Regions from separate parts of the Homo sapiens genome. Here region 1 is linked to region 2. Evidence: read pairs that join two places in POLR2A ChIA-PET (ENCODE). Cell type or tissue: GM12878. All regions are shown on one strand. Links, peaks and the distances in the headings refer to the core of each region. The heading gives the core; the rest is flanking DNA. Region 1 overlaps IL19 (interleukin 19). Region 2 overlaps YOD1 (YOD1 deubiquitinase).

Evidence for each region. ChIA-PET counts read pairs that join two places held together with the same protein. Peaks named below come from ENCODE experiments on the same cell type or tissue, not always from the same donor. Only the 100,000 strongest peaks of a DNase experiment are listed, where the experiment ranks them.
Region 1: POLR2A ChIA-PET joins it to region 2 with 11 read pairs; 4 of 35 experiments call an interaction of 5 or more read pairs at or near these places.

The regions. Positions count from the first base shown.
Region 1 is chr1:206,830,393-206,835,778 of GRCh38, reverse strand. All of the region lies in intron 2 of IL19 (interleukin 19), which reads right to left. Among named protein-coding and RNA genes, the nearest start is that of IL20, 33 kb to the left of the region's middle. RefSeq lists a silencer at 3,793-4,012. In GM12878, for the core only: no CTCF peak of the experiment used is centred there; a DNase peak (open chromatin) is centred at 2,432.
Region 2 is chr1:207,040,725-207,046,043 of GRCh38, reverse strand. YOD1 (YOD1 deubiquitinase) reads left to right here. Exons shown (of 2, transcript NM_018566.4): 2 at 1-2,195. It also overlaps a transcript of PFKFB2 not described here. Among named protein-coding and RNA genes, the nearest start is that of YOD1, 7.8 kb to the left of the region's middle. In GM12878, for the core only: no CTCF peak of the experiment used is centred there; no DNase peak of the experiment used is centred there.

The DNA.
Region 1 (5,386 bases), core at 96-5,095, 210 kb after region 2:
TTCACAAGCTTATAAATAGAGCTTAGCCTTAACGCATGTCTTATGACAACACATGTGACGAGAGCAGCCCTCTGCTATGCACTTTGCATGGTGCCCACTGAGATCTCCCATTTACAGCTGTGTGTGCCAAGGTAAGTGTATCGTGTGTGGCCGTGGAGGAGAGGAGGGCATAAGACACAGGGAGCCAGCTGCGAGGACTGTAGAGCTATAGTTAAAGCTGCTGTAACTCACACGTGTGAGTGTGAACCCCAGCTGCCCCCACTCCCCATGCCTTCCTCAGGATTCCCAGCTCCTCTGGAAAGCCAGAAACAGCAAATCCTGTTTAGAAACCATTTTTGCCTGTCTCTCCTTAACTGGGCATCATTCCCAGGGAATAGACAGGTGTATGTCAAGACCTTACCACGTGGCAGGCATTAAGCCAAAGAGCTCCTTTCCTCTTTTATCAACCTCTCTTTCTGGCTAAACAAGGATGGGCCCCATTGCCAGGGAAGTTTGTAGAGAGTCCCCCAGAGCTCTGTCTCCTCAGAACGCTACTGGGGTGCTTCTAGAAAGCCAAGAAAGAGAGTGCAGTTTTTCTTCTGACAAGGTAACTCTCAGAAGCAGGCAGATATTGCCTGCTCATCCCATGCCAGGAGACTTGCGCATTTTGTGGAGGAGAAAGATGTCTCCCTTAGCTTGGTGAGGCAATTCCAGACATCTTGGCTAATTCAGATATTAGTAGTAAGTAACATTTATCCTGCGTGCCATGTGCATTGGGCACTGTCCCAAGAATTTTACGTAATTTTCTCATTTAATGCTCACAACCACCCTATGAAGTAGGCTCTGTTTCTGTTCCCATTTTACCAAAAAAATGAAGTAACCTGCCCAAGCCAGGGTTTGAGAGAAGGCGGGCCAGTCCCTGAGCTGGCTGTCTTTACTGCTACTCCACCCCACTTACAACATTGTTTCCCTCTGACATCATAGCCTGGGATCCCAGTAGCTCCCCTGACACCAGACAGACAGGAACCCATTTCTGAACCAGTGATGCTCCTTACATTTAAAAAGATATTTCACATTGCAAAGGATTAAACAATGATAACACATTATAAAGTGCCCAACACAGTTCTTGGAACAAAAAAGCAATAGTAAAGACATTAAATCCTTGACCTTTCCTTCCTTCACTCCTTCTTTCCCACTCTCTATCTCTTCTCGTTGAAAATAAGATACTAGAAAATTCACCTTTTCTATAGAGTACCCCTTCCCATTCTACCAAATGCCCAGCATCTGGAACATCATAGCCATACACAATGGTAACAGGTCACCTCCCTGCGGCAGTGAAGGAGGAGGGCTAGGATGGCGGTGCATAGGAGCCCCTGATGACGGACAGCGTGAGCCTCACCTCTCACTTGGTGCTTGCGGGCTGCTCCTTGTGTCTCCTCTCAGTGCTCTCTGCCATTTGGAAAGGGCTGGTCATTTTTATTCAGGTGGATAAGAGGAAATGCTGTCAAGGTTTGCTGGGTGGATCCACCTTGGGGAGATTGTTTTTTCCCCTTGTTTTCTTAGTATTGTATTTCCTTAATTGTTTTCTTTCTTCTTTAAGATATAGCTGATTAATCATTATTATGAAATGCCTCTTTCTTCTGGGTCTTGACATGCAGCTTCTAGGAAAAATAAACTCCCCATCTCCATGCAAATGAGAATTTTTTGCAATTCTATGTCCATGCAGAAAAATCCAACTTAGGTCACTTTCCTGAGAGCTGTGGCACGTTACCAAGTGTACCCTGCAGGCCAACTCACAAAAGCACTCTCAATCAGCCACACCCTGCAGCAGCCAGCCCATGAGGCTCTGCAGGTGCCTCTGGCTGCAGCACGATCCAGTTCTCCAATGCCTTAGGCAGCTATGAGTGTCTGCCATGTGCCAGGTGCTAGCTAACTGCTTTACCTGCATCATTTTGTTGAACTTCATGAGGAACACTTTTTCCCCTCATAAAGCAAGGATTTCTTTGCACATCATCTATTTCCCCTTCATCTTGTCCCCTGGAGGGTTCTCTCATTCTTGATTAATGCAGAGAGAGAGAAAATGAGACTGGAAAGAAGAGAGGTTTAAGATCAGCCAGTGGCAGAGCCAGGACCTGAAATCCTTATTCTTGGGCTAGAAGACTCTCTAACTAAATTACCTTTTTACATAAACTCTTTACCAAGAAGTTCTCTAGGGATCAGGTTTGGGGCAATGAAAAGATAGGGTATAAACAGTTTCTTCCCATTAAATAAAATTTCCAGGGGGTAATTGGTTTGGACTGAGTTACTGCACTAGGCCAATAGGCCAAACCTAAATGGAGTCGCTCATGCTGAATGAAGTTCCACACCACCAAGCTGAAACTAAACTGTTTATCTAACCTTCTGAGAAATCAGGAGAGAGAAAGATAATAGCCAAATCCTGAAACAAGCCAGTTTTAGCCAGCGTATAAGGAAGTCTCCTCTGCTCTAACCTTTACAAGGAAAGTAACTTTTAAATGACCAGTTTGCTTTTTGTTCTCTGTTTCTGCTTCCTCTAGCAGTTGTCTGCCCACAAAACCACTCTCCTCTGTCAGCTCATGGGACCACTCATTCTATTTTTATAAAATAGGATGTTGCCTGATTCTAGAATTGCAAATAAAAGCCAATTAAGATCTTTAAACTAAATGTGTTGTAATTTTGTCTTTTGACATCCCCAAACACAGACTCCCAGAATAAATGGAGCTTATTTTTAACCAAATGAAGTGACCTTGGGATGAGGTGCAATTATGAGACCCCACTGGGCTGGTACAAACCCTGTTCCTGCAGCCAGATTTGGGAGACAGAGAGGGCCACAGGGCACCGGCAGAGAAGGAAAAGGGACAGGAAAGATCAGGGCCTTTTACGGGACAGGTGCAAGGGAAAGAAACCCCAGGGACTTGATGTCTTGTGGTCCAGCATCTTGGACATAATAAAATGGTAAGTGTTGAGGGAAGTGGTAGACTATAGTGGTTCACAACGTAGTTCTGGATTTAAACCCTGGTTCACTCTCTTCTCTTCTTCCTTATCTCCCTTCTCTTCTTGGTAGCATGCCACAGCTCTCAGGAAAGTGACCTAACTTGGATTTTTCTGTATGAACATAGAATTGCAAAAAAAATCTCATTTGCATGGAGATGGGGAGTTTATCATTTTTCCTAGAAGCTGCATGTCAAGACCCAGAAGAAAGAGGCATTTCATAATAATGATTAATCAGCTATATCTTAAAGAAGAAAGAAAACAATTAAGGAAATAAGACGAGGGTATGGCCAGGCAGGTACCCTCTCTGCCTTGCTCAGAAAGGTTACCATGCCTATTGCCTTCTATGGGAATGAGGTTCCATGGAGTTGAGCAATATGTGGCCCTATTGCAGAGTCTGGATGAAATGCATTAGGTCTATAGACACTGGAAAAGCTACTTAAAGCCTTTCTGAAGCTCCATAAAATAGGTAAAATAAAACTGTGAGGATTTGAATGAGCTAAAGGACCTGTGTCATAGTAAGTACTCCTTAATAAATATTATGTATTTCTATCCTGTGTGCCAGGCACCTGGAAAAGGAGAAGACACCTTTGTTAGGAGCTAATGGACATCTTTCTGCTCCTTTGGAGAGGGTGCAAAGAGCTACTCTTGACCTCGGGAATCTCCCCTACTCCCACCCTTGTTTCCCCCAGAGGGGTGGGATGGAGGGAGGTGGGTGCTGTTTTCCCAGCAGGGCCTGAGCTGCCTGGCTCGGAGTCCCTCTGCACATGTGAGAATAGCAGCTCAGAGCCCAGCTGCACATGTAAGGGGATTTGCAACACTGTCCATGCTGAGTCTCACCCCACATTCACCCCTTGTGCTCAGGCTATATGTTCTGACCTAGCTTTCATTTCAGGGCAGATATGTCATATCAGGAAGCTTGCAGGGGAAGGGAAATAAGTGATGTGTTTATAGCTCCTCTTCCAGCATGTGGTGTACCATAATCGCTGGTACTGGAAGCTGGGTTGACTGGCTCTGCTTTCTATGGCTGTCAGACTGAAGGCAAGCCACTTAATCTCAGTGCCTGTTTACTCATCTGTAAAATGGTACACATCATGCCTACTGCACGTTCACCATGTAGGCGCAGCATGAAGATGAAGTGATTACACATAATTCCTCAGCACAGTACCTGGCGCATAATAAGCAACTTGAAAATGACATTTATTATCAATTTTATAATTCCCTTTAGAGCTCCTAAATCAGGAAGAAGGGGGAACAATAAGAAATAAGTTCTCTTCATCTTAAGCCTTGCTGCCTGACCCCTAATATCAAAAATAAGAATATAGATTGAGATAGAATGGCATCTTTCCCAGGATTGCAATTCAATTATGAATCTGGTCTCCAGACACAAGGTTGCATCTGCCTTAGAATTAGGACTTCTGGGACCAATGGACCCACCATTGAGATATCAGAGCTCAATTTTCCACTTGTTGAGTAGGGAAGCAGAAAGAATGTGAGGGAAGATTGGCGAGCCAGAATGGAGAATGCTTTGAGTTTGACATGTTCTGGACACAACTCTCTCATGTCTTCCAATTCCTTATCCCCGCCTAACATGCACTCCAACCTCATGAATTTTTCATAATGATGCCAGGGCAATTTCCTTCCCTTAAAAGAGTGGATCCTGGCCATTCCTAAGTACTGAGTCTTGAGCGCATACAAAAATTGCATAATTCCAGAGGGTACCATGCCTATTGCCTTCTGTGGGAATGAGGCTCCATGGACTTGAGCAATGTGTGGCCCATTGCAGGATTTAGATGAAATGTATTAGATCTATATGAGTAATTTTGGTTAGATTTGAGAAAGAACCTATCATTATGAGGACTATAAAACACGAAGAAGTATGACTGAGAACGAATTTGTAAAAAAAGAAACGTAGGCCAGGAGCGGTGGCTCACGCCTGTAATCCCAGCACTTTGGGAGGCCAAGGCGGGCGGATCACGAGGTCAGGAGATCGAGACCATCCTAGCCAATGTGGTGAAACCCCGTCTCTACTAAAAATACAAAAAATTAGCCTGGCGTGGTGGCAGTACCTGTAATTCCAGCTACTCGGCAGGCAGAGGCGGGAGAATGGCATGAACCCGGGAGGCAGAGCTTGCAGTGAGCCGAGACCGCACCACTGCACTCCAGCCTGGGCAACAGAGCAAGACTCCATCTCAAATATATATATATATATAAAACTGATAATGATGGATGGGTATTTTATTTGGGAAGCTAATAGGGATTTTAAAACAGAATACATAAATGTTTAAATGTCTTGGTAAATATATCTAGATCATAATGATATGTGTGAACTTCTGTATAGCTTTGAAAATAAAACAAAAAAAAAGGTGAGAAAAAGAACTGGGAAATTTAAACCTAA
Region 2 (5,319 bases), core at 1-5,000:
TAAAATTTAACATACCTGGAAATTTTGTGATGTGTTAGCCAAGTGAAGACATTAGTGTGTTCCATCTTTTGCTAATGGTTCATGGTTGATTTCTTCATTGTTTCCCATGAAATTAGCATAGTCAAGTGGTACCCTTGACGCTTGACTGCTGGTCAGTTTGACCCTGTTTTTAACAACTAATGTAGTCATGCCGCTTGATTATTCCATGAAGTCCCAGCAAAATAATAATGAGGAATTAACTAACATTATGTTATCTATCTAATTTGTCTGTGTCCCTAAATGCCCATGCCTAACTTGCTTCTCTAGTTTATTCCTTCTGTGGAGGGATTAAAACGTGGGTGTTGCAAGTTGCCCTAAGCTAAACATAGTTTTCTTACATCTTTTTGGGAAAAAAAATGGAATGGGAAGTATGCAAGATTAAGCAAGAGTGATTTTTTTTTTTTTTTGACAAATCAGGTGGCCTTCCTAAACATACTAAGAATTATGTTCTTTCATGTGTGGAGACACATTTGTTTGCAGCACTTTAAAAAATATATATGGAATAAAAGTTTACATGTTGGCCCTCTAGGGATCTAATTAAGGACATTAAAGTACAATTCTTGAGCTACTAACCATCAGCTCTTCTTAATCAAAGATTGCCATCAGTGTAGAGTGTATCTATTGGCACAACATTCTGGTGTTTTGATAACAGTAGAACTCAATTTCAGTAACTATTAGGAGCATGGTCTGTGCCCTAGCATTAAAAATGTTACTTATTATTATGTGAATATCTTGTATTATTATACAATGCAGTATTCAAATTTGTCCTTGTAGTGCAGAGATGACTGATAATTTCTAAAAGATTCGATCCTTAAAACTTGTTTCCAAGCAGACTTATAAGGAAGCTGATTTTTGAGTCAGAGGCCTTAAACGTGTCATATACAAGTGGCATCATTTTAAGTCCAAAGTGAAACACTTGATTTGAATAAGCTAGTTTATAAACTAAAGCTGTTTTCTTATGTTACAGTATTTCAGCACATTTCATTCCACATAAAAAGAATATTAAGTGTCCCTGGTTGTGGGAGAGTGTTTATTTTTCTCAAAATTATCTAGCATTTTGCTTACAGTGCTTTGAATGTTTGACTTAAAATTATTATTGATGTTGAATTGTAGGGTGCTGATTTAGGTCTTGATTCATACACATTTAAAGGAGGTTGGTAACCCCCTCATGGTAGAGTGAAGGGAGAAAAGGGCCAAGAAGACAAAGTACCACTGATAAAGAAGAGATTGTCAAATAGATGCATTCCTAGTCATGAATTACCCTTTTCCAAACATTTTTAAAGCAATGCCTTTGTGTCAACTCAACCCTTCTTCCCCATTTCTTGTCATAGAATGTAGCATGGCCATAGGTGAAAAAGCTTATCATTAAAGTATGAAACCATGAATTATAAGCATTTTGCCATGATGCCCTTTTATACATATGTTTTTAAAAGTACTAACCAACATATAGGAGTTTAGGAATGGTGAAGATATAATTTGATTAAGTTGTAGGTAAACAGAAAGGATCATCTTAGGCTCAGAATTTCTAATATGATTACATGAGTCTACTTTATAAACTGGTATAGGCTATGTAATTAGCCCGTAAGTTACTTAAAGGACCAGGGGACCTAATTTTTGTCAGTTTTCCAGTCACATTGGTGCCATTCAGGACTCCAGCTGTTTACAGGAAATATGTACTTAGCAGAATAGTATTTTTCCTTGAAAAAAATTTGAATTCAGCCTAAATACAGAATGAATATGAATAGTTTGTGAAAAGGGTTAGAGAACAACAATATTCCTATAGTTTCTGTATTAATGCAGTAGAGACAGAGGTTCCTAACGCAAAAAGAAAACCACAAGTAAAGACCGTCAAATTAGAGCTTTAGAATATGACTTGAAAAAGTAGGGATGGGCAAAACAGCATAAGAAAATATTTTTTCTTAATGCAGATGGACAGTGTTTTCTTGTTTTAAAAATGTTTTGCCTATTTGCCAGCATTTTTTGAAGTAATACACTGCTGCTACCTGGAAGATGTCTAACTTCATTTTCTACAACTCTTATGTGATTTTGCCATTGTCATTAAGATGCATTGATTTTATTTATGAGGTGTATGACTTTAAATATCTAAATGCTGTATTAAGTGACTTGTTTCAAAGGAATAAATGAAGTGAAAACGTTGTTTGAGTATATTTTGGGATCAGGGCAGATATGGCCACTGAACGGCTATTTTACTCAATATACATATTATCAAAAGCTTACCGAATCTTTAACTAAGGTACCAAAATCTGCCAAATATCACCCTTTAGGCGGACTCAATGAATGAGACAGGAGAAACTAAGGTATTTCTCCTTAACGAAAGGTTGAAATTCCCATTCATTGACTAAATTTTTTTCTAAATCCAATCCTACAAGTTGTAATTCAATATTTGTTGCTGACAAGTTGTCAGTGTGGAAAGGCTTAATATTTATTTTCTAATAGACTGCAATCTTTGTGAACTTAGATCTGTTTGAAAACAGCAACATCACTATAGGAGGGTTTATTTCATCTTTGGCAATGTCAACATTTAAACATGTATTTGAAGCAACCCTGTGGCTATTACAATTGGCCAGAGTTCAGGTTCCCTAACTAAACTAAACTATTTAACCCATTCTTTCTCATTGAAAGCTTTAAAATTATGGACGTGGAAGTATAATAATATCTAATCAGTTTGTACAGCAGCATAAAATATATTTCTGGGGGTCAGTGTACATCCAACATAAGAATAAGTCAAGCCAAACTTCACATTACAAGGTTCATAAAGAATCGGTTGGGTTGTGTGATGGAAGCTTATTGAATGATTAATTGTGCCCATAAAGCAATGCTTCCCAAAGTTGGTCATCACATTACCTGGGAACTTGTTAGAAATGCAAGTGCTCAGAAGGACATCAGAAATTGGTGAGACCCAACAATCAATTTTAGTAAGCCCACCAGGCGATTCTGATGCATGATTTAAAAAAAAAAAAAAAAGTTTGGGAATCGTGGCTATCACCATGGTGGTTTAAATGAACCATTAATCAACTTGCGAGAGATCTCTTATGGCTTATACCAGTTTTATGTCCTTAGCCTCATGCAATTCATTTTCACTCACCACTTACAGTTATTAAGTTTACAGATAATGTAAATCCAGAGAAGATTTGTAGAACAATGAATGACAATTCAAAAATCTCAACAAGCCAAAAAATCCTAACGTTGAATATTCCTAAATGTGAAGTCCTGCCCTTGAATTCTAAACAATCCATTATGTGAGTTCAGCATGAGGGAAAACCTGGCTTTATAGTTGGTTTGACAAAAGACGAAGCAATGGTACTTAATTCTAATTCTGATCCGAATAGAGTACTATGGCTTAGGTTGCAAAAATAGCTGCATTTTAATACTTGAAAGAGCAGGAAAAAGGAAGCAATAGTCTTTTTTTTTTTTTTTTTTTTTTTTTTTTTTTTGTGAGACAGAGTGTTGCTGTGTCGCCCAGGCTGCAGCGTAGTGGGGTGATCTCGGCTCACTGCAAGCTCCGCCTGCCAGGTTCACACCATTCTCTGGCCTCAGCCTCCCAAGTAGCTGGGACTACAGGCGCCCACCACCACGCCCAGCTAATTTTTCGTATTTTTAGTAGGAATGGGGTTTCACCACGTTAGCCAGGATGGTCTTGATCTCCTGACCTCGTGAACTGCCCGCCTCAGCCTCCCCAAGTGCTGGAATTACAGACGTGAGCCACTGCGCCTGGCCGCAATAGTCTTAATGTTGGTCATGTTGCATTGGAGGTTTGGATGTGGGTTTTACCTGTAAAATGTGGTGAAAAACAGGTTTGATGGCCGTCTTGGAGGCTGAAGAAATGAGGGGGAAAAGAAGAGATTGACATGTTAGCTAACTTCAAATTTTGGGACATGTATAAAAGATGAATTAGATTTATTCTCTGAGGCCCTAGAGGAAAGAACTCAGACTAAAAAAGGATAGATATTGTTGCAAAGTAAACTTACATTAAAAACCTAACAAGAATGAAAATGAAAGCTATCAAAATACATTAGTAATGGAGGTAGTCTTTTGCATGAGAAATAGTGCTAGAAGTCATTAGGTCCCTATCATCTTAAAATCTGTTTTACAGATGCTAGAGAGAATGTGGAGAAATAGGCACGTGTTACACTGTTGGTGGGAGTGTAAATTAGTTCAACCATTGTGGAAAACAGTGTGGCGATTCCTCAAGGATCTAGAACTAGAAATACCATTTGACCCAACAATCCCATTACTGAGTATATACCAAAAGGATTTAAATCATTCTGCTATAAAGACACATGCACACATATGTTTATTGCAGCACTGTTCACAATAGCAAAGACTTGGAACCAACCCAAACGCCCATCAATGATAGATTGGATAAAGAAATGTGGCACATATACACCATGGAATACTATGCAGCCATAGAAAAGAATGAGTTCACGTCCTTTGCAGGGACATGGATGAAGCTGGAAACCATCATTCTCAGCAAACTAACACAGGAACAGAAAACCAAACACTGCATGTTCTCACTCATAAGTGGGAGTTGAACAATGAGAACATATGGGCACAGGGAAGGGAACATCACACATTGGGGCCTGTCAGTGGGGTGGGGTGTAAGAGGAGGGATAGCATTAGGAGAAATACCTAATGTAGATGACGGGTTCATGGGTGCAGCAAACCACCATGGCACATGTATACCTATGTAACAAAACTGCACGTTCTGCACATGTATCCCAGAACTTAAAGTATAATTAAAAAAAAAAAAAAATCTGGCCAGGCGCGGTGGCTCATGCCTGTAATCCCAGCTTTTTGGGAGGCCGAGGCAGGGCAGATCACGAGGTCAGGAGATCGAGACCATCCTGGCTAACACGGTGAAACCCTGTCTCTACTAAAAATACAAAAAGTAGCCGGGCGTGGTGGCGGGCGCCTGTAGTCCCAGCTACTTGGGAGGTTGAGGCAGGAGAATGGCGTGAACCTGGGAGGCGGAGCTTGCAGTGAGCCGAGATAGCGCCACTGCACTCCAGCCTAGGCGACAGAGCGAGACTCTTGTCTCAAAAAAAAAAAAAAAAAAAAAATCTGTTTTAAATGCTAGTTATAACTACAAAAAGTAAAACGTAGTTTTTTTCTGTCCTCTTTACCATCCCATTAGAGCTTAGAAAAAGAGTGGCTTGTGCTCTTAGTTATGTGGCGAAGGCTACAAAGCAGGACATGTATTTGGCAAAGTGTATACTTACTGGATGGTAAGTATCTATGCTTATCTTATATCTTTAAGCC